2 separate regions of the Homo sapiens genome follow, and region 2 is linked to region 1. Evidence: read pairs that join two places in POLR2A ChIA-PET (ENCODE). Cell type or tissue: HepG2. All regions are shown on one strand. Links, peaks and the distances in the headings refer to the core of each region. The heading gives the core; the rest is flanking DNA. Region 1 overlaps DAG1 (dystroglycan 1). Region 2 overlaps RHOA (ras homolog family member A).

What was found. Peaks named below come from ENCODE experiments on the same cell type or tissue, not always from the same donor. Only the 100,000 strongest peaks of a DNase experiment are listed, where the experiment ranks them.
Region 2: POLR2A ChIA-PET joins it to region 1 with 5 read pairs; 8 of 35 experiments call an interaction of 5 or more read pairs at or near these places.

What each region holds. Positions count from the first base shown.
Region 1 is chr3:49,490,466-49,506,749 of GRCh38, reverse strand. All of the region lies in intron 1 of DAG1 (dystroglycan 1), which reads right to left. Among named protein-coding and RNA genes, the nearest start is that of DAG1, 28 kb to the right of the region's middle. In HepG2, for the core only: no CTCF peak of the experiment used is centred there; a DNase peak (open chromatin) is centred at 5,889; H3K4me3 peaks cover 360 bases.
Region 2 is chr3:49,384,388-49,400,671 of GRCh38, reverse strand. The region is part of intron 1 of RHOA (ras homolog family member A); the gene reads left to right. Among named protein-coding and RNA genes, the nearest start is that of RHOA, 19 kb to the left of the region's middle. RefSeq lists enhancers at 11,171-11,940, 13,151-13,704, 13,705-14,259. In HepG2, for the core only: no CTCF peak of the experiment used is centred there; no DNase peak of the experiment used is centred there.

The DNA of each region.
Region 1 (16,284 bases), core at 2,887-10,886:
TATCATGAAAACAGACACGAAAGTCTTTAAGAAAACATGATCAAACAGAATTCAGCAATATATTAAAAGAAATATATACCACGACCAAGTGGTACTTATTCCAGAGATGCAAGGAGAGCTCAATATTTGAAAATTAATCAGCTCAATATTTGAAAATTAACCATATTAACAGGCTACAGAAAAAAAATCACATGGTCATACCAATTGATGCAGAGAAAGTGTCTGACAAAATTCAACACTGATTCATAATAAAAAAACTCTCAGACAAATAGGAACAGAGGGGAACTTCTTCAACTTGATAAAGAGCATCTACCAAACACCCCTACAGCTAACACTGTATTTACTGGTGACAAACTGAGTGACTTATCCTTAAGAACAGAAACAAGGCAAAGAATGTCCACTATCACCATTCATATACAACATAATGCTAGAAGTTCTAGCTAGTGCAATAAAGTGAGAAAAAAAGTATAGTGGCCAGGCGCAGTGGCCCACGCCTGTAATCCCAGCACTTTGGGAGGCTGAGGCCGGTGAATCACCTGGGTCAGGAGTTCAAGACCAGCCTGACTAACATGGTGAAACCCCATCTCTACTAAATACAAAAAATTAGCCAGGCGTGGTGGCGGGCACCTGTAATCCTAGCTACTCAGGAGGCTGAGGCAGGAGAATCGCTTGAACCCAGGAGGCGGTGGTTGTAGTGAGCCGAGATCAAGCCACTGCACTCCAGCCTGGGCAACAGGAGTGAAACTCTGACTCAAAAAAAAAAAAAAAGAAAAAAAAATAGGCCGGGCGTGGTGGCTCACGCCTGTAATTCCAGCACCTTGGGGGGCCGAGGCAGGTGGATCACCTGAGGTCGGGAGTTCGAGACCAGCCTGGCCAACATGGAGAAACCCCATCTCTACTAAAAAAAAAAAATACAAAATTAGCCGGGCATGGTGGTGCATGCCCAGCTACTCAGGAGGCTGAGGCAGGAGAATTGTTTGAACCTGGGAGGTGGAGGTTGCGGTGAGCCAAGATGGCGCCATTGCACTCCAACCTGGGCAACAAGAGCGAAACTCCGTCTCAAAAAAAAAAGTTTGGCATACAGATTGGAAAAGAAAAAATAAAATTGCCCTTATTTGCAGATGACATAATTGTCTATGTAGAAAATGCCAAAGAATCCATAAGAAAACTCCTTATAGTCCTATATCAGTTCTATAATAAGTGAGTTCAACAAGGTCACAGAACACAAAAACATTCAAAAATCAATTGTATTTCTATATACTGCAACATGTGGACACCAAAATTAAAAATACAGTATCATTTAAACTATTCAAAAAAATTACTTAGGTGCAAATCTAACAAAACATGTACACAATTTGTATGCTGAAAACTATGCATACACCTGTGATCCCAGCTACGCAAGAGGCTGACGGAGGAACCCAGGAGTTTGACACCAGCCTTGGCAACATAGTAATTAAAAAAAAATAAGGGCGGGGTGCAGTGGCTCATACCTATAATCCCAACAATCTGGGAGGCTGAGGCAGAAGCATCACTTGAGCCCAGGAGTTAGAAACCAATCTGGGCAACACAGTAAGACCTCATCTCTACAAAAATTTTAAAAATTAGCCAAGTGTGGTGGCATGCAGCTGTGGCCTCAGCTATGTGGGAGGATCGCTTGAGCCCAGCAGGTCAAGGCTCAGTGAGCCACATTCACACCACTGCACTCCAGCCTGGGCAACGGAGCAAGACCCTGTCTCAAAAATAACAATAGTAATTTTAAAATTAAAAAAAAAAAAAAAGAAGAAGACTGTAATGGTGGAGGGACAGATACATAGACCAATGGAATATAATAGGGAATACAGCTGGGCACAGTGGCTCACACCTGTAATCCCAGCACTTTGGGAGGCCGAGGCGGGTGGATCACGAGGTCAGGAGATCGAGGCCATCCTGGCTAACATGGTGAAACCCCGTCTCTACTAAAAATACAAAAAAAAAAAAAAAAAAAAAAATTAGCTGGGCGTGGTAGCGGGCGCCTGTAGTCCCAGCTACTCAGCTACTGGGGAGGCTGAGGCAGGAGAATGGCATGAACCCAGGAGGCAGAGGTTGGAGTGAGCCGAGATCGTGCCACTGCACTCCAGCCTGAGCAACAGAGTGAGACTCTGTCAAAAAAAAAAAAAAAAAAAAAAAAAAAAAAAAAAAAAAAGACTGTATTGGTGGAGGGACAGATACATAGACAAATGGAATATAATAGGGAATCCAGAAATAGACATACACAAATATACCCAAGTGATTTTTGACAACAATGCAAAAGCAATTCAACGGGGAAAAAATTGCCTTTTCAACAAATGGTACAACCCAGATGTCCTTCAATGGGTGAATGATTAAACAAACTATGGTACATGCATACCATGGAATACTAATAAACAATAAAAATGAATGAACTATGGATACGCTCAACAACTTGGATGAATTTCCAAGCAATCTTGCTAAGTGAAAAAAAAAAGCCAACCCCAAAAGGTTACATACTATACTATATAGTTTCATTTTTATAACATTCTTGAATGACAAAATTATAGAAACAGAGAACTGATTAGTGGGTGCCAGAAGTTACAGAAGGGGGTCAGACTGTGAAGGAGGTAGATGTGGCTATAAAAGGACAACATAAAATATCCTGTGGCAATGGAAATGTTCTGTACCTTGACTATACCATTTCCAATATCCTGCCTGTGATATATATTGTACTATATAGTTTTGCAAGATGTTACCATGGGGGGAACTGGGTAACTGTACATAGGATCCCTCTTCTAACAACTGTGAATTCACAATTATCTCAAAAAATCTTTTAAATCTTAAGATAAATTTGAATTTGAATTTTAAATCTGACACAGTAAGACTCTGTCTCAAAAAAAAACCTTTAAATTTCTTTTTTCTTTTTTTTTTTTTGAGACAGGGTCTCACTCTGTGGCCCAGGCTGGAGTACAATGGCACAATCACAGCTCACTGCAGCCTCGACCTCCCGGGCTCACGCGATCCTCCCACCTCAGCTTCCGAAATAGCTGGGACCACAGGCATGTGCTACCACACCTGGCTATGTTTTTGTACCTGTAGAGACAGTGTCACCATGTTGCCCAGCCTGGTCTCAAAATCCTGGGCTAAAGCAATCCACCCACCTTGGCCTCTCAAACTTCTGGGATTACAAGCATGCGCCACCAGGCCTGGCCAATAATTTTTAATGACTAAAGGACACCTTAAAGAAAGAAAAAAATGGCTAACCACAGGCTGGGAAAAAGCTTTTTCAATGCATGTGATAGGTAATGAATCCTTATCAAAAAATATCAAGCAACCTAAAACAATAAAAATGGGCTGAAGATAGGAAGAACGAACCAACAAGTAATTCACAGAGAAGAAAACCTGAATAGCAGTAAACTTACAAAAAGGATGCTCAACCTTACCAATAATCAGGGAAAAGAAAATTAAAGTAACAGCAAAAACCTTTCCACACCAATCAGATGGGCCAAAATGTTCCAATGTGACACCACTGAGGGAACAGGACCACATGGCTGTTGGTGGGAGCTGTGAGCTGCCCTAGCACCCTGGAGAAGACTCACCATGTAGCTGGGCCCTTCCACTCCTAGGCACACAGACAGGAAAGTGCAAACATATATGGAGAGATGGCATACGCATGTTCACTGCAACACTGGAAAGTTAAAAACAATCCTAATGTCCATGTACTGGAAAATATATCAATAGGCTTTCATGGAATATCATGGAACTCTGTAGGACAATTAAAAAAACTAAAACAAGTATCAACATGCGTAAATCTCAGAAAGTGCTGGCCGGGCGCGGTGACTCATGCCTGTAATCCCAGCACTTTGGGAGGCCAAGGCGGGCAGATCACAAGGTCAGAAGTTCGAGACCAGCCTGGCCAACATGGTGAAACCCCGTCTGTACTAAAAATACAAAAATTAGCCAGGTGTGGTGGCGGGCGCCTGTAGTCCCAGCTACTCGGGAGGCTGAGGCAGGAGAATGGCGTGAACCCGGGAGGCGGAGCTTGTAGTGAGCCGAGATCGCACCACTGCACTCCAGCCTAGGCGACAGAGCAAGACTCCGTCTCAAAAAAAAAAAAAAAAAAGAAAGTTAAAGATGTCTTACAATTTAGCACGATATAGTTTGATTGATTCCTGTCATCAATGTGAGATAAGTAATAGGTAAAACATTGTCCTCTTTCCTCTCTACTACCTTGTTCCACACTCCAAGGCCCATGGGACCAGGTGGCTCACAGGATTTCAGACCCATTCCTCCGCAGGAACCTTCCCTCCCTGCCATCAGTAGATGGCTGGGTCACTTTTGCCCACCACAGGCTCACCAGCAATGTTAAGTGCCACACTCAGCAAAAGGGACCAAATGACCATGTACATAGATGGAGGAGCCCTATGGGCATCAGTTCCAAGAACCATTTAACTTCCAGTGATGTCTGAGGGGTCCTCCACCAGGAACTCCTTCTCAACAACCAGCAGTCCCAGTACTCTGGTGAGGGTCTTCTCCTCAGATCTCTATAAAGTGCTCCAAGTTGAAGGTTTTTCTTCAACTCTTTTCTGTGTAGTTTTTGTTTTGGTTTTTTGGTCACCCAGGCTGGAAATGGTGTAATCACAGCTCACTGCAGCCTCAACCTCTGGGCTCAAGAAAACCTCCTATCAGCCTCTCAAGTAGCTGGAACTACAGGTGTGCGCCACCACACCAGGCTAATTTGTAAATTTTGTTGAAGAGATACAGACTATATTACCCAGGCTGGTTTCAAACTCATGGGCTCAAGCAATCCTCCTGCCTTGGCCTCCCAAAGTGTTGGGAACAGGCGTGAGCCACTGTGCTTGGCCTACAGTTTTCTTTACTGTTGCATAGTGTTTTCTTTACTGGCCTTTTCCTTTCTTATGCATTTTAATCCTTTTTTTTTTTTTTGGAGAGGGAGTCTCACTCTGTCACCCGGGCTGGAGTACAGTGGCATGATCTCGGCTCACTGCAACCTCTGCCTCCCGGGTTCAAGCAATTCTCCCTGCCTCAGCCTCCCAAGTAGCTGGGACTACAAGCACCTGCCACCACGCTTGGCTAATTTTTGTATTTTTTAGTGGAGACAGAGTTTCGCCATGTTGGCCAGGCTGGTCTTGAACTCCTGACCTCGGGTGATCTGCCCACCTCGGCCTCCCAAAGTGCTGGGATTACAGGTATGAGCCACCATGCCCAGACGCATTTTAATTCTAATTTAGTAAATGGCTCAGCTCAACCAACACCCCCACAAGACTATAAGTTGTGGGAGAGCAGGGATACATCTGTTGCAATCACTAATATGTGCCCAGCACTCATCCAGTGCCAGACATACACCATACACCTAATGAATGAATGGGGAGACACAGGACCTTTTTTTCAGGTTCTTCCCATCATCTTTAGTCTTTACTTCACTTATTAGATCCAGCTGATCTTTCACTATTCCAATCTCATTCTCAATTTTAAAATTCTCAGCTTATTTAAAAACAGTCAGTTATGAGACACACCCTGCCCTACCAGGAACTTAAGCTGTCTGCTATCTGCGGACACATGACGACATGGGGTGTCTGTTTCATGGGCATGACTAAGTGCTCTGCATTTAGCAGGCAGGCGATGTTCAGGGCACAACTCCAACTACTATGTGTTGGTTTTCCATGCTCTAAGGAGAAAAATTTTTTGCAACTTGGTAATAAAACACCCTTTTGTCTTTCTGATGCTGGCTTCCTATAAGCAAGGGTCATGTCTGCCTGTGCTAGGAATCTGATAGGCTGCATCCATATACTTGTATCAGAATGTCCCTCTGGAAGTTTTTTTTACACAGTCTCATACTCATACACTCAGTCATTCAGATAGAGACGCTACAGAGATCCTCCTCCTCGTGGTTCAGAGACCAAGGTCCAAACAGAGGTAAATACTCAGTCGTGGTCACATACAGCTTGGTGGCCAGAACTTGTGGGAGAAAAGAGTGCTTGGGAACCACAGAAAGATTCTGGCAAGATTCTGGCCACAGCCACCTAGTCTTCCTGACACAGCTACCCAATTTAACACCTCACACTCATTCACATTATATCCTCTAAAAGAGAGTAGGAAGTGCTCAAGGCAGCCCAAGAACATGTCTTAGCTGGATTCACCACTGGCTGACAGGAGCTACAGAAGCTCTTTTTCGAGTAGTGGGAATGGGAACCTTATTCCTCTGTGCCAGCACCCAGTGCAGTACCCACAACTGAGTCTAAGCTCTCAGCACTGCCCCAGACCCCAGACCCTGAGACTCACTGCAGATAAACACCCTCAGCCAGAAGAACCAGAGCTAGTTGGGGTAGGGCCAGTAAGTGGCTCGCATCTGCCAATGACCAGGCACTCCCTTCCTCCCAGTTGTGATATGTGGGACTCTCAAGTGATGGGCAGAAGTAAAATGTCAGGCCAGGTAGGTGCAGTGGCTCACGCCTGTAATACCAGCACTTTGGAGGCTGAGGCGGGCAGATCACGAGGTCAGGAGTTCAAGACCAGCCCGGCCAACATGGTGAAACCCCATCTCTACTAAAAATACAAAAATTAGTCGGGCATGGTGGCGGACACCTATAATCCCAGCTACTCGGGAGGCTGAGACAGGAAAATTGCTTGAACCCGGGAAGCGGAGGCTGAGACAGGAAAATTGCTTGAACCCGGGAAGCGGAGGCTACAGTGAGCCAAGATCACACCAGTGCACTCCAGACTGGGCGACAGAGCAAGATTCTGTCTCAAAAAAAAAAAAAAAGAAGAAGAAGTAAAATGTCAAGTTATCAATAATACCTAAAAGGTAGTGACCTTTGTAGCCAAAATATATTAAAGCTACCCTAGAGGCAGGTATATTTAAAGTTTATCAGATCAGTCATCAGGGATATAACTAGGAAATCAAAAACATTATACAGTAACTGGCAAGGACACCAGGCATCCAAGGGTAAGGTTCAGCAGGTAAGGATCCCACTGGCCCCTCCCATCACCACCACCAATACCATCCCCCAGGAAGATGCAACCAAAGGATGTTGCTTGGTGGGAGGAAAGGGGAGATGCCCATGAGGAGCCAGGCCCTTATGACCCCATTCTGTCCAGACAGCCTTATGGAACAGGCGGCTCTGTTCCACTCAGGCTGCCTCCCCAGAGCTATGAGTGCCCACGCACACAGGGAACTCAGTTAATAAATGCTTTCCACTCAACAGATGTGAAGAACAAATGCACATGGGGCACCAACTCAATTTGCCATAAACTTAATGTTTCCTCATCCATAGAAAAACTCACAGTGAATGAAACTTTCAGATATATATATTTTTAAGTACCTCTGTTTTTAGTTTTAAGACAGGGTCTCACTATGTTGCCCAGGCTAGTGTGCAGTGGCTATTCACAGAAACAATTATAGCTCACCAGCCTTGAACTCCCCAGTGATCCTCCTGCCTCGGCCTCCCAAATAGGAGACTACAGGCACAGGCCACTGTACCCGGCTCTGAAACTTTCACACATCTTAACCTAAAAACTCTGAAACAACAGCTCTCTATTAGTTTTTGCTTCCCAAGAATAAAAGAAAAGTTGGGAGACTCAACCCATTATTAACCACACAAAATTTGGCAGAGGTAGCCCATCCCACCACTCCTAGGAGCCCCTACTCCCAAATAGCTACGCTACCTAAAAATAGTAGTTAAGCTGTTAAATTGCTATCATTTGCCACAGTCATTAAAACATTTAAGGAATGGCCAGGTGCAGTGGCACACACCTAGAATCCCAGTACTCTGGGAGGCCGAGGTGGGCAGATTGCTTGAGCTGAGGACTTCAAGACCAGCCTGGGCAACGTGGCAAAACCCTGTTTCTACAAAAAAGTACAAAGTTCAGCCAGGCATGGTGGCGCATGCCTGTAATCACAGCTACTTGGGAGGCTGAGGTGAATGAACTGCTTGAACCCAGGATGGTGAGATTGCAGTGAGATTACAACACTGCACTCCAGCCTGGGTGACACAGCAAGAACCTATCTCAAAAAAAAAAAATTAATTAATAATAATAATAATAAAGAAAATGGGATATTCATTTTGAAACCAGATTAAAATAATAAAATACCATGTTCCTATTTTAAATGGTTTTGGAAAACATAAAAAGCAGAAATATTAACCACTTCAGGTTCAATCTAGCAAAAATCACTTTGACAAGTTAAATATTAACTGTCAGTCCAACATTAATATAAAGTTTCTGAAAGGTTAACCAGTTTAAAACTGCTCAATATCATGGCCAACAGGATGTACTCAACACAGTGGAAAACAGTGGTGTGAAGTCATTGTTTATTTGAGCTCCAAATATTAAAAAAAAAAATGGCAAATGTCTCTGCTTCTAGTTAAAAACAGGCCTTTTTGACTCCTTGGCGTCAGATGAGAAAGGTCTGAAGTCAAGTGACTGGTGAAGATTCAAGGTATCACCCTAAAATTAAAAGTGCTCAGTTCAGGGGACAGATAGGGTTTCCCTGACATGGGACAGGTTCCTACCTAAACTGCAGGCAATGTGGAAATACCACCAGTGATATGGAGGGAGCCCCAGGACCATCAGGGAGCTGGAGGACCAACCAAAGGGAGCCAGGGTCACATATACAGCAAGAGATTTAAAGGTAAAAATACGTGGGAGAAAAAATACCACCCCTGAGAGGCAAGCACTACACATTCTATCAAACATAAAAGCTACTTTGAACACTTCTCTCACTTGGAAAATTCTTACAAATTCTCACTTATCACAGATAAACAAAGGGCAGTGGCTTCTGCTGGCGGTGGTTTGGTTTTTTCCAACAAAGACAGAAGCAAAGGTTTAAAACCTAGGTATAAATCCACCCAGGTGCAGACATGTTCTAGGGAAAGGGAAGAAAAGCAAGGTTCAAAACCCAGAACAGTCATTCTCCACTGAACCATGGCTTTTAATCTGAGTAGATTTTAACATGGTACGTAATGGGGCTCACTGAAAGAATTCCTTCTACATTCCACTGAAGTCCATACACTGCGTTAAACATTATTTATTACCGAACAGTATACTTGACTTTGAAGATGGTTAAGTTTTATATTGTGTTTTTCACAATTTAAAAAGGTGGGTTTGGGGTTATTTTTATTTTTTTTTTGAGAGACAGTCTCTCAATCTATCCCCCAGGGTGGAGTACAGTGGTACAGTAATAGCTCACTGTAACCTCAAACTCCTGGGCTCAAGTGATCCTTCTGCCTCAGCCTCCCACAACTGGGACTACTGGTTCACAGCACCATGCCTGGCTCATTTTTTAATTTTTTTTTTTTTTTTTTTTGAGACGGAGTCTTGCTCTGTCACCCAGGCTGGAGTGCATCAGCACAATCTCGGCTCACTGCAACCTCCGCCTCCTGGGTTCAAGAGCTTCTCTCGCCTCAACCTCTCCAGTAGCTGGGATTATAGGTGCCCACTATGACGTCCAGCTAATTTTTGTATTTTTAGTAGGGATGGGATTTCACCATGTTAGCCAGGCTGGTCTTGAACTCCTGATCTCAGGTGATCTACCCACCTCGGCCTCCCAAAGTGCTGGGATTATAGGTGTGAACCATCATGCTCGGCCATTTTTTAGTTTTTATTTTGTAGAGACAGGGTCTCACTATGTTGCCCAGGCTGGTCTCAAACTCCTGGTTCAAACAATCCTCCTGCCTCAGCCTCCTCTAGCACTGGGACTATAGGGACAAGCCACTACAGCCAGCCCCTAAAAAAAACATTTTTAATGGTTAAGATGGTATATTAAAATATAAGCCTGGACAACATAGTGAGACCCCCATCTCTACAAAAAAAAATTTAGGCCAGGCATAGTGGCTCACACCTATAATCCCAACACTTTGGGAGGCCGAGGTGGGTGGATCACGAGATCAAGAGATGGAGACCATCCTGGCCAACATGGTGAAACCCCATCTCTACTAAAAATACAAAAATTAGCTGGGTGTTGTGGTGCATGCCTGTAGTCCCAGCTACTCAGGAGGCTGACACAGGAGAACTGCTTGAACTTGGGAGGTAGAGGTTGCAGTGAGCCGAGATTGTGCCAAAAAAAAAAAGAAAAAAAAATTTAGGCCGGGCACAGTGGCTCATGCCTGTAATCCCAGCACTCTGGGAGGCCAAGGCAGGCGGATCACAAGGTCAGGAGTTCAAGACCAGCCTGGCCAATATGGTGAAACCCTGTCTCTACTAAAAATACAAAAAAAAATTAGCCAGGCGCAGTGGCACACGCCTGTAATCCCAGCTACTCAGGAGGCTAAGGCAGCAGAATTGCTTGAACCTGGGAGGTGGAGGTTGTGGTGAGCCGAGATCGCGCCACTGCACTCCAGTCTGGGCGACAGAGTGAGACTCCATCTCAAAAAAAAAAAAAAAAAAAAAAGTTAAAAATTTAAAAAATTGGCCAAGTACGTAGGCATGGACCTGTAGTCCCAGCTACTTGGCCTGAGGTGGGAGGACTGCTTGAGCCTGGGAGGTTGAGGCTGCCATGAGCCATGACTCCACCACTGTGCTCCAGCCTGGGTGACAAAGCAAAATAAATAAATAAATACACCATCTTTATGTTATGTATATTTTGCCACAATATTTTAGAAAACATTACTTAGTTACACCAATTAGACTTCAGAAGAAAATACTTTAGGAGGCTTTTAGGGGCATATCCCCGTGATGACATGGTCCAGTACTTTAATCACCAGTGCCCAGGTAAGACACTGAAGACAGAAAAGGATAAACTGAGGCCAAAGATAAGGACCAGGCCAAACCATCCATTTGGGGTTTTTTTTTTTCTGTTTTTTTGTTTTTGTTTTTGTTTTTTTGAGACGGAGTCTCGCTCTGTCGCCCAGGCTGGAGTGCAAGTGGCACGATCTCGGCTCACTGCAAACTCTGCCTTCCGGGTTCAAGCAATTCTCCTGCCTCAGCCTCCTGAGTAGCTGGGGTTACAGGTGCCTGCCACCACGCCCAGCTAATTTTTGTATTTGTAGTACAGACAGGGTTTCACCGTATTGGCCAGGCTGGTCTCGAACTCCTGACATTGTGATCCGCTCGCCTCAGCCTCCCAAAGTGCTGGGATTACAGGCATGAGCCACTGTGCCCGGCCCTAACTGTCCATTTGGCTGCAGCAGCTAGAGTAGGAGGTGGAGAGGTGGTGGGGGAATAAGTCTGAGAGGTGGGTGGCCAGCCTCAGCAGAATCCAAGTGGGAATGAATTACCACACCCTTGCACCCGCGTTGCATCAAAAAATGCAATTAAAGCAAACTACAATTCTCTGAAGACAGCCCAACAATTAACACTTCAGCACATGTTTACCAACTACCTACCCTGTGCTAGGTGTGAGGCTTTATTTGCTATAGATGCAGTCTTTCCAAGTTTCACACAAAAATATTCAATTAAGATTTATATACATTACTAAATCAGGAAACACAAGTGGTAACAAACCAAGTATTTATACTAATACATTATAAACAGACATTTTCCAAGTGCTTACTCTAATAGAAACTGAAAGTTGCCTTCTGACTTCCCCAAACTCCCCCTGGCTATCCCATCCCCTCACCAACTCAGTACAAAGGTACAGTGGGGCTACCCTGTGGGGGCTGGATGATCAGTGTCTACTGGGGGTCAAGGCTGGATGCCAATGGTTCCCTTGAGAGAAAAGGGGGAGAAGAGGTCCACTGCAGGGGTCTTGACAGCATTGACTCTGCTGCTTTCTCTCCCAGTAGATGCCTGGCACCAAGCAGGTACTCAGCAGATGCCCACAGAGTACAGGAAAGGAAATTCCACTAAATCCCCTAAATAATTCCCCAAGCAGCCAAGCGCCGGTGGCTCACACCTGTAATCCCAGCACTTTGGGAGGCTGAGGCGGGTGGATCACAAGGTCAAGAGATCGAGACCATCCTGGCTAACATGGTGAAACCCCGTCTCTACTAAAAATACAAAAATTAGCTGGGCGTGGTGGCAGGCACCTGTAGTCCCAGCTACTCGGGAAGCTGAGGCAGGAGAATCGTTTGAACCTGTGAGGCGGAGGTTGCAGTGAGCCAAGATCACGCCACTGCACTCCAGCCTGGATGACAGTGCAAGACTCTGTCTCCAAAAAAAAAAAAATAATAATAATAATTCACCAAGCATAAAGGCAATGATCACTTGATTTCACACTTTGAAGTTCAATGCTGAGCTTTCTGGTATTTTTTCCATTACACTACGAAAGATTAAAAATAAGTGCCATAGCTCAAAATTAATATGCTAATCTAGCAATGATGAATTAAATTTAGAAAAAGTGTGCTGGCTGGTGGCCTTTCTGACCTAATTGGCCAATTAGACTCCAAAACAGAGGAGTGAGGCGAAATGTCAGGGAAGCTCCAGGCAACCCAGCCCTTGACCCTGCCAGCAGCCCCTGTAATAAAGGCCTGGGACCCTAAGCACAATGCCTCAGGAGCCAAACAGGTATGTGGGAATTCTGGCATATTCACTGCAGAATATTTATCTAGGCAAATGCTTCAATCTTCAGTGTTTAAAGTGGTGACTTGCTTTTAGCCACATTCTTGTTTTTGGCTACATTCTTAATGCTCAACCATCAAAAATATTTCACCCATGCCAGGAACTGCCATATCAACACACTGTGTTTATAAAAGAACAAGACAAAACTACCACCCACTCCCTTTGCTCAGGTTTTCCTTCCTGCTAACAGAATTCCTTCCCTCCCACAGATGGTTCTAATTGGCCCTTTTACCTGCTTCAGCCTTGCCACAGCTACAAATTCTAAAAAATCACAAACTTCTCTGACGTACTTCCAAAAGCTAGAGCAGAAGAGCCAAAAGACATTCTTCCATTCTCGCAATCCCTGCTCTGCAAAGCTACAGCCATTCTATGACCAGTGAAATGGTGGGCCAGGCCAACACTATGGACAGGGATGCCCACCACATCTGACTTCAGAATCAGGCTTGCATAGAGGTGCATCAGAAAGCACCAGTTCCCAGTGACCTGGTGAACGCAAGGCTCCTGGGCTAGGCCCCACTAGCTCCCACATTGCTGGCCTTCCCCAGCAAAGGATGTTGGGCTGCTTGTTAAAGACCACAGCACATACCTGGAGATATGTCCAGTTCAGGCTCTTCTATACAAAGTAAAATCAAGTAAATCCATTACTCTCAAGCGCTTTCCTCCTCCTCAAAACTTCAAGGGATCCTCAGAGGCTGTCAGCCACACAGAATTTACACCCAGATTAACAAGACTGAAGAAATCCTTAAAGATGCCCTTGCTCTCAGCTTCTTCTGTCTCCATCTCTTTTCTGTGATCTTTGATCATTCTCTCAGCACACAGGAAAAAGTGGGATTCCATTCCATACTAATTATTTGGAAATTAATTCTTGCATTTTAGAACCCAAGGATTAAAAATGAAAAGCAGGCAAGGCACAGTGGTTCATGCCTGTAATCCTAGCACTTTGGTAGGCTAAGGTTGATGGATTGCTTGAGCCCAGGAGTTTGAAATCAGCCTGGGCAACACAGGGAGACTCTGTCTCTACAAAATATGAAAAAATTGGCTGAGTGTGGTGACGCATGCCTATAATCTGAGCTACTCAGCTACTGAGGTGGGAGGATCGCTTGAGCCTGGGAGGTTGAGGTTGCAGTGAGCCATGATCATGCCACTGCACTCCCGCCTGGGTGACTGAGCAAGACCCTGTCGTCTCAAAAAAAAAAAAAAAAAAAAAAAGAATAAAAATAATGATTTGCACAAAGATGGGAAAGAAATTCTGCAGGGCATTTATGTGCTCACATTAGAAGCCAACTGAAGATACATGAGAAATGAAGATAAAGCATCTGAAGAATTAAGCTGTGGGTTGGTGGGATCTCCATCCGCCTGAACTGTAGGAGTCAATCCATGCCTGAGTAGCCCAACCTGGAAATTCAGGAGATCCCAGGGCTATCTGGAAGAAGAACACACCTTCCATGCATCAGCAGATTAAGGCCACCACTGAAAAGTACCTTGGAGCTGCTACTCCACCTCCCCATCCAGTACTTAAAAATATATAAATTATAACAGCACCCTTTTGATAAGATGGAAGATCTCCTGCATTTATCTCTTTTTAAATTTTCCTTTAAAGATGCAGGGTCTCACTCTGTTACCTGGGCTGGAGTGCAATGACACGATGATGGCTCACTGCAGCCTCACCCTCCCAGGCTCAATTGATCCTCCTACCTCAGCCTCCCAAATAGCTGGGATTACAAACATGGCACCACCACACTTGGCTAATTTTTTATCTTTTGTAGAGATGGGGCCTTACCACGTTGCCCAGGCTGGTCTCAAATTCCTAGGCTCAAGCAATTCTCCCACCTCAGCCTCCTAAAATGCTGGGATTACAGGCATAAACCACCACATCCAGTCCAAATCATTATTTCAACTGGCAGCTAACTACTTAAAGGTCTTATTTTGTAAATAAAACATTTATTTTATGTATTGTTATGTATCTGTCCAGTGAATCTTAAATCAAAAGTTCTGTGGTCTTAAGAATAGACTTGGAGCCAGGCGGGGTACGGTGGCTCACGCCTGTAATCCCAGCACTTTAGGAGGCCAAGGCAGGCAGATCACAAGGCCAGGAGTTCGAGAACAGCCTGACCAACATGGTGAAACCCTGTCTCTACTAAAAATACAAAAATTAGCTGGGCTTGGTGGCCCATGCCTATAATCCCAGTTATTCAGGAGGCTGAGGCAGAAGAATTGCTTGAACCCGGGAGGCAGAGGTCGCAGGGAGCCGAGATCTCACCACTGCACTCCAGCCTGGGCAACAAAGTGAGACTCCGTCTCAAAAAAAAAAAAAAGAATAGACTTGGGGCCAGGCGAGGCAGCTCACGCCTGTAATCCCAGTACTCTGGGAGGCCAAGGCGGGAGGATCACTTGAGGTCAGGAGTTTGAGACCAGACTGGCCAATGTGGCGAAACCCCGTCTCTACTAAAAATACAAAAATAGCAGGACAGGCCGGGCGCGGTGGCTCACGCCTGTAATCCTAGCACTTTGGGAGGCCGACGCGGGCGGATCACGAGGTCAGGAGATCGAGACCATCCTGACTAACACAGTGAAACCACATCTCTACTAAAAATACAAAAAATTAGCCAGGCGTGTTGGCGGACGCCTGCAGTCCCAGCTACTTGGGAGGCTGAGGCAGGAGAATGGCGTGAACCCGGGAGGCAGAGCTTGCAGTGAGCAAGATCGCGCCACTGCACTCCAGCCTGGGCAACATAGCAAGACTCCGTCTCAAAAAAAAGAAAAAAAAAATAGCAGGACATAGTGGCAGGTGCCTATGATCCCTGCTACTTGGGAGGCTGAGGCAGGAGAACTGCTTGACCCAGGAGGCAGAGGCTGCAGTGAGCCAAAAACACGCCACTGCATTCCAACCTGGGCGAAAGAATGAGACTCTGTCTCAAAAAAAAAAAAAACAACTTGGCTGGGAGCGGTGGCTCATACCTGTAATCCCAGCATTTCGGGAGGCTGAGGCAGGAGGATCACTTAAACCCAGGAGTTTGAGACCAGCCCCGGCAACATAGTGGGACCCCATCTCTATTAAAAATAGAAAAAAATGCCAGGCGTGGTGGCTCACGCCTGTACTTTGGAAGGCTGAGGCAGGCGGACCACCTGGGTCAGGAGTTCGAGACCAGCCTGGCCAACATGGCGAAACCTGTCTCTACTAAAGTACAAAAATTAGCCAGGCGTAGTAGTGCGCGCCTGTAGTCCCAGCTACTCAGGGAGATTGTGGCAGGAAAATCGCTTGAACCTGGGAGGCAGAAGTTGCAGTGAGCCAAGATCGTGCCACTGCACTCCAACCAAGACAACAGAGTGAGACTCCGTCTCAAAAAAAAAAAAAAAAAAAAAAAGAATTTAGGAGTAGGCCAGGTTGTGGCTCATGTCTGTAATCCCAGCACTTTGGGAGGCTGAGAAGGGCAGATAGCTTGCACTGATGAGTTTGAGACCAGCCTGGGCAACATGGTGAAACCCCATCTCTACAAAAAAATACAAAATTAGGCCAGCATGGTAGCCTGCACCTGCAGTCTCAGCTACTCGGGAGGCTAAGGCAGGAAGATCGCTCAAGCTTGGGAGGCGGAGGTGGCAATAAGCCAAGATCTCATCACTGCACTCCAACCTAGGTGACAGAGCAAGACCCTGTCCCAAAAAAAAAAAATAAAAGAATAAAAAAATTAGGAATAAAGAGGCATGATTTCTGTCAATTACTCATAGATGGTTCAGAAAAAAAGGTATAGATAGAAAAGAGAATGACAGAGCAAACACAGC
Region 2 (16,284 bases), core at 5,616-13,615, 110 kb after region 1:
ATAGCTCACTGCAGCCTTGAACTCCTGGGCTCAAGGGATCCAGCTACCTCAGCCTCCTGAGTAGCTAGGATTACAGACGCATGGCACCAAGTCCTGATACAGTCTTCTCTGTACCAGAACAAAGTATTCAGTGATTCAAGCTCACATAGGCATGAAACAGCACTGAAAGACGAAGTGCTGTAGGAGTTCAGGGATAAAGAAGAATTTAGAGTAGCCAGGAAGCCACTGAGGCCTCTGGTGGTGAGGGTGTAACTCTTGGCCTTTAAAATGAGGTTTAGGGGAAATGTTATGAGTAGTGGGAATCAACCCTTGGCCTGAACACAGATAATCTTGTTTTATCTCCTTATAGAAACAGGAGGTGGTGGGGGGTGGCCAGTTTTGGTTAGACTAGGGAAGATGTTGGGGGAGAGGGGGGCAGTATGCTTCTGTAGTTTCGTTTTTTTTGTTTTTTTTTTTTTTTGAGATGGAGTCTCGCTCTGTCACCCAGGCTGGAGTGCAGTGGCGCGGTCTCGGCTCACTGCAAGCTCCGCCTCCCGGGTTCAAGCGATTCTCCTGCCTCAGCCTCCCGAGTAGCTGGGATTACAAGCACGTGCCACCATGCCCAGCTAATTTTTTTGTATTTTTAGTAGAGACGGGTTTCACCTTGTTGGTCAGGCTGGTCTCGAACTCCTGATTCGCCCACCTCGGCCTCCCAACGTGCTGGGATTACAGGCGTGAGCCACCGTGCCCAGCCGTTTCTGTAGTTTCTTGAGTTCAGATTCCAAGATGGATTTTTGCATATGTATTGCTTTATTTCTTACCCCCTTGATGTAATCTACTATATAAATCTTTTAAAGTCCCTACATTTAAAAATTTATCTTGTTCGAAAACATAATAGTTTTATTTGGTAAATTCAAACAGTGCAAAAGGATATATGGCCCCTAGAGGTACCTGTTGTGTTTCTTGTAGACCAGTGCATGTAATCCCAGCACTTGGGGCAGCTGAGGGGAGCCCAGGAGTTCTAGGCCGCAGTGAGTCATGATCACTCCACTGCACTCCAGCACTGCAGCCTGAGTGACAAAGCAAGACCCTTTCTGGGGGAAAAAAAAAAAAAAGCTCCTGTGTACTATTCTAGAGACAGTCTATACATATACCAGTGTCTATTGGTGAATATTGTACACCTCTGTCAAGCCCTGTTTTGTATATCTATGTATCCCGCCATTACACTATGGTATGATAGCATATGACATATTTGGCACATCACTTTTTTCATTTAATAATCTTGTCTCAGAGATCATTTGTTAACACACTTTTTTTTTTTTTGAGACAGAGTCTCGCTCTGTCGCCCAGGCTGCAGTGCAGTGGTGCGATCTCGGCTCACTGCAAGCTCCGCCTCCCAGGTTCACGTCATTCTCTTGCCTCAGCCTCCCGAGTAGCTGGGACTACAGGTGCCCGCCGCCACGCCCAGCTAAGTTTTTGTAGTTTTTAGTAGAGACGGGGTTTCACTGTGTCAGCCAGGGTGGTCTTGATCTCCTGACCTCGTGATCTGCCTGCCTCGGCCTCCCAGAGTGCTGGGATTACAGGCATGAGCCACCGTGCCCAGCCTTTTTTTTTTTTTTTTTTTTTTTTTTTTTTTTTGAGACGGAGTCTTGCTCTGTCACGCAGGCTGGAGTGCAGTGGCACAGTCTCAGCTAACTGCAACCTCTGCCTCCCGAGGCAGCAATTCTCCTGTCTCAGTCTCCCAAATAACTGGGATTACAGGCGTGAGCCACCAGTATTAAAGCCCTGTAATAATACTGTAATACTCAGACAGCAAAATTCTTTTTTTTTTTTTTTTTTTTTTTTTTTTTTTTGAGACGGAGTCTCGCTGTGTCGCTCAGGCTGGAGTGCAGTGGCATAATCTCGGCTCACTGCAAGCTCTGCCTCCCGGGTTCACGCCGTTCTCCTGCCTCAGCCTCCAGAGTAGCTAGGACTACAGGTGCCCGCCACCACGACCAGCTAATTTTTTGTATTTCTTTTTTTTTTTCTTTTAGTAGAGACGGGGTTTCATGGTGTTTTAGCCAGGATGGTCTCGATCTCCTGACCTCGTGATCCACCCGCCTTGGCCTCCCAAAGTGCTGGGATTACAGGCGTGAGCCACCGCGCCCTGCCAGCAAAATTCTTTAAGCCCCCACTGGGGCTTAACATCTATTGATGCTACTGCCTACCCTTTCACTGCTCCTTACCTTTAGTTTATCACTGTAATTACCCCCTTTTATGTATTCTCCATTTCTTGTTCTGTCTCTCATTTTATGTTACCTGGCAAAATCTCAGCCCTGGTTTAGATCTTACTTTTTTTTTTTGACAAAGTCTTGCTCTGTTACCCAGGGTGGAGTGCAGTGGTGCGATCTCAAGGCTCACAGCAACCTCCGCCTTCTGGGTTCAAGCAATTCTCGTGTCTCAGCCTCCTGAGTAGATGGGACCACAGGAGCGCGCCACCACACTTGGCTACTTTAGTAGAGATGGGGTTTCACCGTGTTGGCCGGGGTGGTCTCAAACTCCTGACCTCAAGTGATCTGCCCACCTCAGCCTCCCAAAGTGCTGGGACTATAGGTGTGAGCCACCACGCCTAGCCTAAATCCTACTCTTTACCTATTCTGTGCTTTTGACTGAATGTAGCGAAAGAAAAAATTCACTGACTTGTCTCTCTTTGAACTCATGGACCCTTGACCTCAAAGGTGGCTGCTTTTAGCACTGCCTAGCAGTCCCGCTAAGATTCCTTAGTCCGTTTATTCTCCTGCTTTTAGGATAATATAGCACCATGTCCTTTGGCTCAAATCTCCTGTTCCCTTTCCTTGCCTCTATCAGCTGTTATGATCTTGCTTCTTACTTATTTTTCTATTCCTGTGGATCAGTCCCTTGGGAGTCCATTGTTCTATCTAAGGTCAGCCCTTCCACTTGCAAGCGAAATCTCGTTCCCCTCTAATCTCGTAATGTTGCTCTAGCAGTTCTCTGCTCTCCTGCATCATCATTTTCTGCATACAGTCTGTTGGTCAGATCTTAATACCCCACCTAGCTGCAGTGAATGCTGGGAAATGTAGTCTTTATAACTGGCAGCCATGTGACTATGAAGGGGAAAGCTATTGAGGCAGATAAGCAGGCAGTCTCTGCCATACTTTCAACGCTTATTTTTTTTAAAAAAACAAAAACCAACTCTTTTGGTAACAATTTTACTGAGATATAATTCATATATCACACCATTCATTTGAAATGAACAGTTTGGTGGGTTTTAGTATATTCACAGAGTTTTACGTGTATCACTACAGTCAATTTTAGAACATTATTATCACCTCAAAAAGAAACCCTATGTTCTTCAACTGTCATCTTCAATCTCCCTATCACCACGCCCAGCCTTAGGTAACCACTAATCTACTTTGTGTCTCTATAGATTTGCCTATTCTGGATATTTCGTGTAATGGAATCATATATTGTCTTTTGTGACTGGCTTCTTTCATTTATGCAATGTTTTAAAGGTTCATCCATGTTGTAACATTTATTTTCTGACTTTTTTTTTTTTTTTTTTTGAGACAGGATTTTGCTCTGTCACCCAGGCTGGAGTGCAGTGTCTCGATCACTACTCACTGCCACTTTGCCCTCCTGGGCCCAAGCGATCCTGCCACCTCAGCCTGCAGAGTAGGTGGGACCACAGGTATATGCTACCACGCCTGGGTAATATTTTTATTTTTTGTAGAGACAAGCTCTCACCATGTTGACCAGGCCAGTCTTGAACTCCTGGGCTCAAGTGATCCTCCCACCTCAGCCTCCCAAAGTGCTGGGATTATAGGCATGAGCCACCAAGCCCAGGCTGACTACTTTAAAAAAATTTTTTTTAGTAAAGATGTGGTCTCACTATGTTGCCCGGGCTGGTGTTGAACTCGTGCTTAAGCAGTTCTCCCACCTCAGCCTCCCAGAGTGCTGATAACTGCACCCGGCCTGACTTTTTTTGTGTGTGATGTTTTGCTCTTGTTGCCCAGTCTGGAGAGCAGTGGTACGATTTTGGCTCACTGACACCTCCACCTCCCAGGTTCAAGCGATTCTCCTGCCTCAGCCTCCCGAGTAGCTGGGATTACAGACGTGTGCCATCATGTCCGGCTAATTTTTGTATTTTTAGTAGAGGTAAGGTTTCACTATGTTGGCCAGGCTGGTCTCGAACTGCTGACCTCGTGATCCGCCCACCTTGGCTTCCAAAGTACTGGGATTACAGGTGCGAGCCACCGCGCCCAACTAATTTTTTGTATTTTTAGTAGAGTCAGGGTCTCACCATGTTGGCCAGGCTGGTCTCTAACTCCTGATCTCAAATGATCCATCCTCCTCAGCCTCCCAAAGTGCTGGGATTACAGGCGTGAGCCACCAGGCCTGGCCCCGGGCTGACTTCTTGAAAGAACATTTTCCACCACATATCTCAGTGCCCACGTTTTCTCAATTCACTGCCATCTACTCTTGCCTGTGGCTATATGAAAAGGTTTTCTCCTGTTGCTGGACACCTCCTCATAGACCTGTGTTCTTTTTGCAAGCATGTAGTTTGGACTCTTTTCTTGTAATGTGTTCTTCCTTTTTTCTTGGTGTTCATTATCATCATACCTTTTTGAGCATTTCAGTTATTTCTGGCTTCTTCATGACCACCACTTCCTTTGTGTTGGTGGCACTCTTTGGCTAGATCACTGCCCCTCTCCATTCCATACACTGGAAGACTATGCTGTTTTTACCTGTAATAACAGCTTACCTGGGCACTGATATTTTTCAGCTGACTGTGGGGAAATGTTTGTGAGGTTTGGAAAACGCCTCCTTAGATTGTGCCCATTCCACCTCCCCTTCCATTAGGGTTCTTTCTTTTGGGCACCCTCATACCCTTGCCATAGTTTTCTCATCCCTATCCAGTTAACCACTCAATCACTTTTCGTGCCCTGCCAAGGCTCTGTTTCTTCCTCTTCTTTTTTTTTGGAGACAGAGTCTCGCTCTGTTGCCCAGGCTAGAGTGCAGTGGTGTGATCTTGGCTCACTGCAACCTCCGCCTCCTGGGTTCAAGCGATTCTCCTACCTCAGCCTCCCGAGTAGCTGAAATTATAGGCGCCCACCACCACGCCTGGCTAATTTTTGTATTTTTAGTAGAGATGGGGTTTCACCATGTTGGCTAGGCTGGTCTTGAACTCCTGACCTCAGGTGATCTGCACCCCTCTCAGTCTCCCAAAGTGCCGGGATTACAGGTGTGAACAGCCGTGCCCGGCCAGGCTTTGTTTCTCTATTAATTACAGACCTGATTGTGCTGGTCCAGTGGCTTTCCCTTCCTTACAGAATAGAATGCAGATTGCTCTGCATGACATACCATATCCTCTGGTCTAACCATCGCCCCATCTTTCCACCCTTATTTTCAAAAATCTCCTTTCTGAATTCTTTTTTTTTTTTTGAGACGGAGTCTTGCACTGTCGTCCAGGCTGGAGTGCCGTGGTGCGATCTCGGCTCACTGCAAGCTCCGCCTCCCGGGTTCACGTCATTCTCCTGCCTCAGCCTCCCGAGTAGCTGGGACTACAGGTGCCTGCCACCACACCCGGCTGTTTTTTTTTGTATTTTTAGTAGAGACATGATTTCACCGTGTTAGCCAAGATGGTCTCGATCTCCTGACCTCGTGATCTGCCCGCCTCGGCCTCCCAAAGTGCTGGGATTACAAGCGTGAGCCACCGCGCCCGACCGCCAAATTCTTGTGTTACTGGTCATTGAGGTTATTTGCTCAAGCTGTTTCCTCACCTTAGAAAGTATTCCTGAACCATCGTTACCGCTCTTTCCAGGGGACTTGTCCTCCTTCTTCAAGGTCCATCCAGGTCAGATATCATCTTATCTGAAGCTCTCTGGCAGAATCACTTGCCTTTTCTCTGAGTTCATACCAGAGAAGATAAGCTTTTGTTACAGCACTTAATTACATTGTGCTGTTTTCCCTGAGTGTTTTCCAGATAAAGCTGTATCTCTAGTAGCTAGAACAAGGAATGGCCCATAGAAGACAGTGGTTTGTGGCCGGATGCAGTGGCTCACGCCTGAAATCCCAGCATTTTGGGAGGCCGAGGCAGGTAGATCACTTGAGGTGAAGAGTTTGAGACCAGTTTGGCCAATATGGTCAAACCCCATCTCTACTAAAATTACAAAAATTAGCTGGGCATGGTTGTGCGCACCTGTAATTCTAGTTACTCATGAGGCTGATGCAGGAGAATTGGTGGAACCCGGGAGGTGGAGGTTGCATTGAGCCAAGATCATGCCACTGCACTTCAGCCTGGGCAACAGAGAGAGACTCTATCTCAGAAAAACAAAAACAAAAAAGTGGTTTGTATGAGACCAGTCGGGGCAATAAGAATTGAGACAAGGAGCTGGATGCAGTGGCTCACGCCTGTAATCCTAGCACTTCGGGAGGCTGAGGCAGGCAGATCGCGAGGTCAGGAGTTCGAGACCAGCCTGACCAACATGGTGAATCCCTGTCTCTACTAAAAATACAAAAATTAGGCCGGGGGCGGTGGCTCACACCTGTAATCCCAGCACTTTGGGAGGCTGAGGCAGGCAGATCACGAGGTCAGGAGATTGAGACCATCCTGGCTAACACGGTGAAACCCTGTCTCTAATAAAAAATAAAAAAATTAGCCAGGCGTGTTGGCGGGTGCCTGTAGTCCTAGCTACTTGGGAGGCTGAGGCAGGAGAATGGCGTGAACCCGGGAGGTGGAGCTTGCAGTGAGCCGAGATCATGCCACAGCACTCCAGCCTGGGCAACAGAGGAGACTCCATCTCAAAAAAAAAAAAATTAGCCAGGCGTAGTGGTGCATGCCTGTAATCCCAGCTACTCAGGAGGCTGAGACAGGAGAACTGCTTGAACCCGGGAGGCGGAGGTTGCAGTGAGCCGAGATTGCACCACTGCACTCCAGCCTGGGCGACAGAGCGAGATTCTGTCACACACACACACACACACACACACACACACACACACACACACACACACACACAGAGAGAGAATTTGAGACAAGGGACCTGTGGTCCTAACTGTTCTTGAGGCTGAGCCTCTTAAAAAAAAAAAAAAAAAAAAAAGCCAGTGCAGTGGCCTACACCTGTAATCTGAGCACTTTGGGAGGCCAAGGCAGGTAGATCGCTTGATCCCAGGAGTTGGAGACCCGTCTGGCCCATATGATGGAACCCCATCTCTACAGCAATTAGCCAAACGTGGTGGTGTGTGCCTGTGGTCTCAGCTACTTGGGATACTGAGGTGGGAGAACTGATTGAGCCTGGGAGGTTGAGGCTGCAGTGAGCCATAATTACGTCACTGCACTCCAGTCTGGGTGACAGAGGCAGACCCTCTCTGGAAAAAAAAGTTGACACAAGGCCACTGGGCCTGGCAAGGAGAAGATCACCATTATACTGCAGTAGTAGGTGGCAGAGTGACTAAGAAGGAAGCGTAAAAGATGGATGGGAGCACTTAGAATTTATCTTTAAAATACCTGATTTTTTTATTTTTTGAGACAGAGTCTTGCTCTGTTGCCGAGGCTGGAGTGGCGCGATCTTGGCTCACTGCAGCCTCCGCCTCCCAGGTTCCAGCGATTCTCCTGCCTCAGCCTCTCAGGTAGCTGGGATTACAGGCACGCTCACCATGCCTGGGTAATTTTTGTATTTTTAGTAGAGACGGGGTTTGACCATGTTGGCCAGGCTGGTCTTGAACTCCTGACCTCAGCTGATCTACCCCCCTTGACCTCCCAAAGTGCTAGGATTACAGAAGTGAGCCATCACGCCTGGCCTCTAAAAGACCTGATGTTTGTGGTGACCATTTTCTGGAAAAATTTGTGACATTAAATTGTGGATATGTCTTCTTTGACCAATCCAGCAGCTGTGGGAGACATGTTTAGAACAGCGTTGTCTTTCTGTGATGGTGGACGTGCTGTATATCTGCACTGTCCAGTACCATAGCTCCCAGCCACATGTGGCTATTGAGCATTGAATATGGTCAGTGTGGCCAAGGAACTGAATTTGAAAATGAAAAATTTTAGGCCAAGTGCAGTAGTTCACACCTGTAATCCCAGCACTTGTGGAAGGCTGAGGCAGGCAGATGACTTGAGCTCAGGAGTTTGAGACCAGTCTGGGTAACATGGCAAGACCTGTCTTTTATTCAATACTTTAAAATTTTTACTTACTTGATAAAAAGGAAGAATATTTTAAAATTTAAACATCAGTTTTTTGTTGTTCTTGTTTTTGACACAGGGACTCACTCTGGCACCCAGGCTGGAGAGCAATGGTATGATCATGGCTCACTGTAGACTTTACCTACTGGCTGAAGCTGTCCTCTCACCTCAGTTTCCCACCCTTACCCACCCAGTAGCTGGGATTACAGACACTCACCAACACGCCTGGCTAATTTTTATTATTTGTAGAAATGAGGTCTCACTGTATTGCCCAGGCTGGTCTCGAGCTCCTGGCCTCAGACATCCTGGGATTACAGGTGGGAGTCACTGTGCCTGACCAGCATTGTTTTTTTGTTTTTGTTTGTTTTTTTAAAGATAAATTAATTGGCCATGTGTGGTGGCTCACGCCTGTAATCCCAGCACTTTGCGGGGGCTGAGGCTGGTGGATCACTTGAGATAGGAGTTCGAGACCAGCCTGGCCAATAAGGCAAAACCCTGTCTCTACTAAAAATACGGAAATGAGCCGAACATAGTGGTGGATGCCTATAATCCCAGCTACTTGGGAGGCTGAGGCGGGAGAATCACTTGAACCTGGGAGGCAGGATTGTAGTGAGCTGAGATCGTGCCATTACACTCCAGTCTGGGGGACAAGATCGAAACGCTGTCTCAAAAAAAAAAAAAAAAAAAAAAGATAAATTAATTAGGCCGGGCACAGTGGCTCACGCCTGTAATCCCAGCACTTTGGGAGGCTGAGGTGGGCGGATCACCTGAGGTTGGGAAGTTCAGACCAGCCTGACCAACATGGAGAAACCCCGTCTCTACTAAAAATACAAAATTACCCGGGCATGGTGGTGCATGCCTGTAATCCCAGCTACCGGGGAGGCGGAGGTTGTAGTGAGTTGAGATCGCGCCATTGCACTCCAGCCTGGGCAACAAGAGCGAAACTCTGTCTTAAAAAAAGAAAGTCACAATGTGGCTAGTAGCTACCACGTTGGGCAGTGAAGCTGTGACATTACCAGTTGTAGGATTGAATGCAATCCAGACTTTTTGTCTGTTGTGTTCACACTTGAAGCAGTGACTCTGCTGCCTAAGTATGTATAATTTTTACTTTTTTTTTTTTTTTTGACGGATTCTCACTCTGTCGCTCAAGTTGGAGTGCAGTGGTGTGATCTTGGCTCACTGCAGCCTCTGTCTCCTGGGTTCAACTGATCTTCCTGCCTCAGCCTCCCTAGTAGCTGGAACTACACGTGTGTACTACCACACCTGGCTAATTTTTGTATTTCTTTTTTTTTTTTTTTGAGACGGCGTTGCTCTGTCACCCAGACTGGAGTGCAGTGGTGCGATCTCGGCTCACTGCAACCTCTGCCTCCCGGGTACAAGCGGTTCTCCTGCCTCATCCTCCCAAGTAGCTGGGACTACAGGTGCATGCCACCACGCCTGGCTAGTTTTTTGTATTTTTAGTAGAGACGGGGTTTCACCGTGTTAGCCAGGGTGGTCTCGATCTCCTGACCTCGTGATCCTCCTGCCTCAGCCTCCCAAAGTGCTGGGATTACAGGCATGAGCCACTGCATCCAGCCTAATTTTTGTATTTTTAGTAGAGACGGGGTTTCACCACGTTGGCCAGGCTGGTCTCGAACTCCTGACCTCAAGTAATCTGCCCGCCTCAGCTTCCCAGAATGCTGAGATTATAGGGGAGAGCCACCACACCTGGCCCCGTACTCTTTTATATTAATATCCATGACGCCTTTTACCTTTTCTGAAATAGATTTTTTCAGTTTCTCTACTGTCACTCTATCAAAATTTGTAAATTTTCCTTGGAATATTAGACAGAGGATTAAGCCACGTGTTTTTCCAGTCCAACTTTTGTTACATCTGTATTTTCCTTTTACATGTTGACTGGTTCAAACTGGCTAGCATCCCAAGTAAGGTGTGAATTAAATCCTGACATGGGGCTGGGCGTGGTGGCTCATACCTGTAATACCAGCACTTTGAGAGGCCAAGGCAGGCGAATTACCTGTGGTCAGGAGTTCAAGACTAGTCTGGCCAACATGGTGAACCCGTCTCTACAAAAAATACAAAAATTAAGGCTGGGTGCAGTGGCTCACGCCTGTAATCCCAGCATTTTGGGAGGCCGAGGCAGGTGGATCACAAGGTCAGGAGTTCAAGACCAGCCTGGCCAAGATGTTCCCCGTCTCTACTAAAACTACAAAAATTAGCTGGGCGTGGTGGCGGGTGCCTGTAGTCCCAGCTACTCAGAAGGCTGGGACACAAGAATCGCTTGAACCCGGGAGGTGGAGGCTGCAGTGAGCTGAGATTGTGCCACTGCATTCCAGCCTGGGTGACAGAGTGAGACTCCATCTTAAAGAAAAAAAAAAAATTCCTGACAACGGACTGTCAAAGCTATTTGCTTCTCACAGTCTGTGGGTATTATAGATGGACGGGGACCCGCCAATAAAGGAGGGGAAGGCTCCTTTTGTGAAACTGATTTGCTTCTGTCTTCTAAATCAGTATGTGTACTTGGGCCTACTAATCAAGTCTTACTGTTTTGTCTGTAACTTTTTTTTTTTTTTTTTTTTTGAGGTGGAGTCTCACTCTGTTGCCCAGGCTGGAGTGCAGTGGCACCATCTCGGCTCACTGCAAGCTCCACCTCCTGGGTTCATGCCATTTTTCTGCCTCAGCCTCCCAAGTAGCTGGGACTACAGGCACCTGCCACCACGCCCGGCTAATTTTTTGTGTGTGTGGTAGAGACTGGGATTCACTGTGTTAGGATGGTGTCAATATCCTGACCTCGTGATCCGCCTGCCTCGGCCTCCCAAAGTGCTGGGATTACAGGCGTAAGCCACCGCGCCCGGCTTCTGTAACTTTTATTTATTGTAAGTTGTTAGCTATTGGAATTCTGGACAGAACAGAGCTCCTGAGTCTGTTCACTGCTGTAAGAAGTAAGAAGTGTCATGACTCTTTTTCAGCAGAGGAATTAGTCTATTAATGACATGTGGCTGGAAATAGACCTGCCGCTCAGAACCTGTTCTGGAGTTAAGTCCTTCCAAGATGGGCCTAGGGAATCTGAGAAGCACAGCAGGTTCCTCTCAGCAAGTGCTGCTGAACCCCAAACTAAGCTCACACATTCTTCTTGGGTTCTGCCTGGAGAGTCCCTATTAGCCTCATCCCTAAGCAACCACTATGCTCCTTTTTTTTTTTGGAGATGGAGTCTCGCTTTGTCGCCCAGGCTGGAGCGCAATGTCACAATCTTCACTCACTGCAAGCTCAGCCCCCCGAGTAGCTGGGATTACAGGTGGACGCCACCAGGCCTGGCTGATTTTTTTTTTTGTATTTTTGTAGAGATGGGGTTTCACCAGGTTGGCCAGGTTGGTCTTGAACTCCTGACTTCAGGTGTTCCACCCGCCTCGGCCTCCCAAAGTGCTGGGATTACAGGCGTGAGCTACCACGCCCAGCAGCTGCTTTCTGTCTCTGTAGATTTACCTATTCTGGATATTTCATACAAATATGGTATGAAACATGTGGTTCTTTGTGACTGGTTTCTTTTACTGAGCATAGTATTTTCAAGATTCATCCATGTTGTAGCATGTTTCAGTACAGTACTGTACTTCGTTCCTTATTGTTGCTGAGTAGTACTCCACTGTATGGCTATAACACATGGTTAGATATGTAGCTTAGATAGGATTGTTTTGTTAATTAAAAGCTAATGAACAAAGATTTCAAAGTGTGAGATATTAGTCATTAGTAGGCTGGCCATTGAACAGCTCCACATTTCAAAATGTGAGATACTAAATTAGTTATTAGTGGGCTGGCCCATTGAACAGCTCCAGAAGGCCTTCAGGAAGTTGTCCAGACAAATGTGAGTAAGCATCATGGTCACACAAATGTGAGAAAATTACCAAAGACTGCTATGTGAAATGCGGAGAGTTGCTCATTAATGCATGGTTTTAATTTACCTACTGAAGCATAGTCAGTAGCCACTGTAGCATCTGAAGAACATATGATGGACACACCACTCCCACACTCAGCACCCAGATAAGCAAGGCAGGCAGCAATGCAGATGAGCTATAGTTATCCCAGGAAATCACTTTGACTTGTAAAGTGTGAAAAGGACTGGCCTTCACCTATCATTCTTTCTATAGCAGAGCTCCCTAAAGCTCAGAAAGCCACAGCTGGCTGGATGTCATGGCTCCACCTATTATAATCCCACCACTTTGGAAGACAGAGGCGGGTGGGTCACTTAAGCCCAGGAGTTCATCACTGAGCCCAGGAGTTTGAGACCAGCCTGGGCAACATGGCAAAACCCCGTCTCCACACACACACCCACACAAATAGAAAAAAATTTAGTCGGGAATGGTGGCACACACCTATAGTCCCAGCTACTCGGGAAGCTGAGGTGGGAGGGTCACCTGAGCCCAGGAGTTTGACGCTGCAGTGAGCCTTGATGACAGCACTGCACTCCAGCCTGGGCAACAGAGTGAGACCTTGTCTCCAGGAAAAAAAAAAAAAGAGAAAGCCATCCCCTTCCTTGACATCATCTGTAATGAGTAAACAGACATTAAAACAGTAAGAGTAAACAGGTGTAAGACATGCTAGAACCAAAGAACCAAGAGTTGATGATTTCAGAGTGACTCAAACATATGTGACATTGTTATTATTTCTTCCTCTGGTGTGTACAGAAAAAAGATACACACATCTAAAAGAAATGTATGCAAAAACATCATAAAAGCATAGAAAACAAACATAATAGGGTTTTTTTTTTTGTTTTTTTTTTTTGAGACCTGGAGTCTCGCTCTGTCCCCCGGGCTGGGGTGCAGTGGTGTGATCTCACTGCAACCTCTGCTCCCGGGTTCACACCATTCTCCTACCTCAGCCTCCTGAGTAGCTGGAACTACAGGTGCCCGCCACCACGCCTGGCTAATTTTTTTTGTATTTTTAGTAGAGACGGGGTTTCACCGTGTTAGCCAGGATGGTCTCTATGCTGACCTCGTGATCTGCCCACCTTGGGCCTCCCAAAGTGCTGGGATTACAGGCATGAGCCACCGCGCCCGACCCTTTTTTTTTTTTTCCCCCGAGATGGAGTCTCGCTCTGTCACCTAGGCTGGAGTGCAATGGCACGATCTCGGCTCATTGCAACCTCTGCTTCTCAGGTTCAAGCAATTTTCCTGCCTCAGCCTCCCAAGTAGCTGGGACTACAGGTGCGTGCCACCATGCCTGGCTAATTTTTTGTATTTTTAGTAGAGATGGGGTTTCACCATATTAGCCAGGATGGTCTCAATTTCCTGACCTCATGATCCGCCCGCCTCGGCCTCCCAAAGTGCTGGGATTACAGGTGTGAGCCACCACGCCCGGCCTGTTTTTTTTTTTTTTTTTTTTTTTTTTTTTTTTTTTTTTTTTTTGAGACGGAGTTTCTCTCTTGTTGCCCAGGCTGGAGTGGAATGGCGTGATCTCGGCTCACTGCAACCTCCGCCTCCCAGGTTCAAGCGGTTCTCCTGCCTCAGCCTCCTGAGTAGCTGGGATTACAGGCACCCGCCACCATGCCTGGCTAATTTTTTTTTGTATTTTTAGTAGAGACGGGATTTTGCCATGTTGGCCAGACTGGTCTCGATTTCCTGACGTCAGGTGATCCATTTGCCTCGGCCTCCCAAAGTGCTGGGATTACAGGCGTGAGCTGCCACGCCCGGTCATGTAACAGTTTTAAAAAGCCCATACGGTCATACTGAATATAGACATAGACAGAGTTAATCAAATACATCAGAGACTGAGTTTGTGAAGTTAAGGAAAAATATTCAAACTAGTTAATCGCCCTAAGTTGCATATTAATTAATCGAGTCTTTCAGTGTCACCAAGGTTTGCCTGAGTAGGCAAAGGAGAATAATACGCTAAAGCTGTAGAATCACTTCTCTTGACACGGGGAAGGAAGGAGGGTAAGACAGTGGAATGTTTAGAAATGTGTACTCTGAAACGGATTGCTTAATTTACTTCAGTGTCCAATTCTGCCTCTTACTGGCTAGCAGTGCGACTGACGTTGAACAAATTAGCCTTTCCATACTCAGTTTCTTCATTTGTAAATGAGAGTATTAGAACTTACAGGAGGACTGTTGCGAGGATTGTTTGTTTAAAGTTTATAACTGCATTATTTGTTAGCTGTTTCTTATATTTTTCCTCTTCTACAAAGTAGTGGTGGGAGACAAGGCTTCCCTACATTTAGTTTGATGCCTGTGGTTCTAAGTATAAGGAGAAAACGGAAGGGAGGAAAGAGGAAGTAAAAAAATGAAAGATGACCTAAATAAATGGAAAGGCGTCCATGTTCATATGTCAGAAGACTTAACATTGTAAAGATGACAGTACTCCCCAAATCGATCTGTAGATTCAGTGTAATTCCTATCAAAATTCCAGCTGGCTTTTTTGCAGAAATTGACAAACTGTTACTAAAATACATACCAAAATTCAGGGGACCCAGAATAACCAAAATAATCTTGGAAAAAAACAAAGCTGGAGGACTCACACCTCCAGATTTTAAAACTTACTGCAAAGCAACAGTAATCAAGACTGTGGTACTAGTATAAAGGTGGACAATATAGACCAATGGAATAGGATTAATCCAAAGTAAACCCTCAGTTGCTAATTAGTTGATTTCTCAAGTGTGCCAGGACCATCCAGTTGGGGGGAAAATAGTCTTTTCAGTAAATAATGCTGAGGTGACTAGATTTCCAAATGAAAAAGAATGAAGTTGGACCCCTTACCTCATATCATGTATGAAAATTAACTCAAAATGAATCAAAGGCCTAAAGTGTAAGACTTAAAACTATAGAAAGAAGCATATATATTTTTTTTACGACCTTGAATTTGGCTGTGGTATTTTAGATATGCCACCAAACCATCAGTAACCAAAGGGAAAAATAGATAAATTTGACTTCAACAAAATAAAAAACGTTGTGCCCCAAAGGGCATCATCAAAAAAATAAAAAAAACAACTGAGTTTAAAAATGGGCAATGGGGGCTGGGTGCGGTGGCTCATTGCTGTAATCCTAGCACTTTGGGAGGCCGAGGCAAGTGGATCACCTGAGGTCAGGAGTTTGAGACCAGCCTGGTCAACATGGTAAAACCCCGTCTCTACTAAAAATAAAAAAATTAGCCAGGCGTGGTGGCAGACGCCTCCCAGCTATTTGGGAGGCTGAGGCAGGAGAATTGCTTGAACCTGGGAGGCGGAGGTTGCAGTGAGCCAAGATCGCGCCACTGCACTCCAGCCTGGGCGACAGAGTAAGACTCTGTCTCAGAAAAAAAAAAAAAAAGGTAGGGGGGCAATGGACCAGGCGCAGTGGCTCACCCCTGTAGTCCCAACACTTAGGGAGCCAACACGGGAGAATCACTTGAGGCTAGGAGTTTGAGACTAGCCAGGGCAACACAGCAAGACCCTGTCTCTACATAAAAGATAATTAAATTTGTTTTTCCCCCGAGACAGTCTTGCTGTCACCCAGACTGGAGTGCAGTGGTGCCATCTCAGCTCACTGCAACCTCCGCCTCCCAGGTTCAAACAATTCTCCTGCCTCAGCCTCCCGAGTAGCTGGGATTACAGGTGCCTGCCACCACGCTAGGCTAATTTTTGTGTTCATAGTAGAGAATGGTTTCACCATGTTGGCCAGGCTGCTGGTTTCGAACTCCTGACCTCAAGTGATCTGCCCATCTGAGCCTCCCAAAGTACTTGGATTACAGGCGTGAGCCACTGCACCCAGCCAAGATAATTAAATTTTTAGAAAGTGGGGGCATCACTTGAGCCCAGGAGTTTAAGACCATCCTGGGCAACATGGTGAAACTCCATCTTTACAAAAAAAACACAAAAATTAGCTGGGCGTGGTGTGTGTGCCTGTACTCCTAGCTACTTGGGAGACTGAAGTGGGAGGATTACCTGAGCCTGGGAGGTCAAGGTTGTGGTAAGCCATGATAACACCACCTCACTCCAGCCTGGATGACAGTGAGACCCTGTCTCAAAAAAAAAAAATTAAAAGTTGTAAAAGAAATACTGTTATTTGTGTATTGTTACTGGTGACTTAATTAGATATAACTGACTTTTGGTTAAATAAACCTCTACTCCAAACTTATAAGTTATTTCTGAGACTAAACCTAGC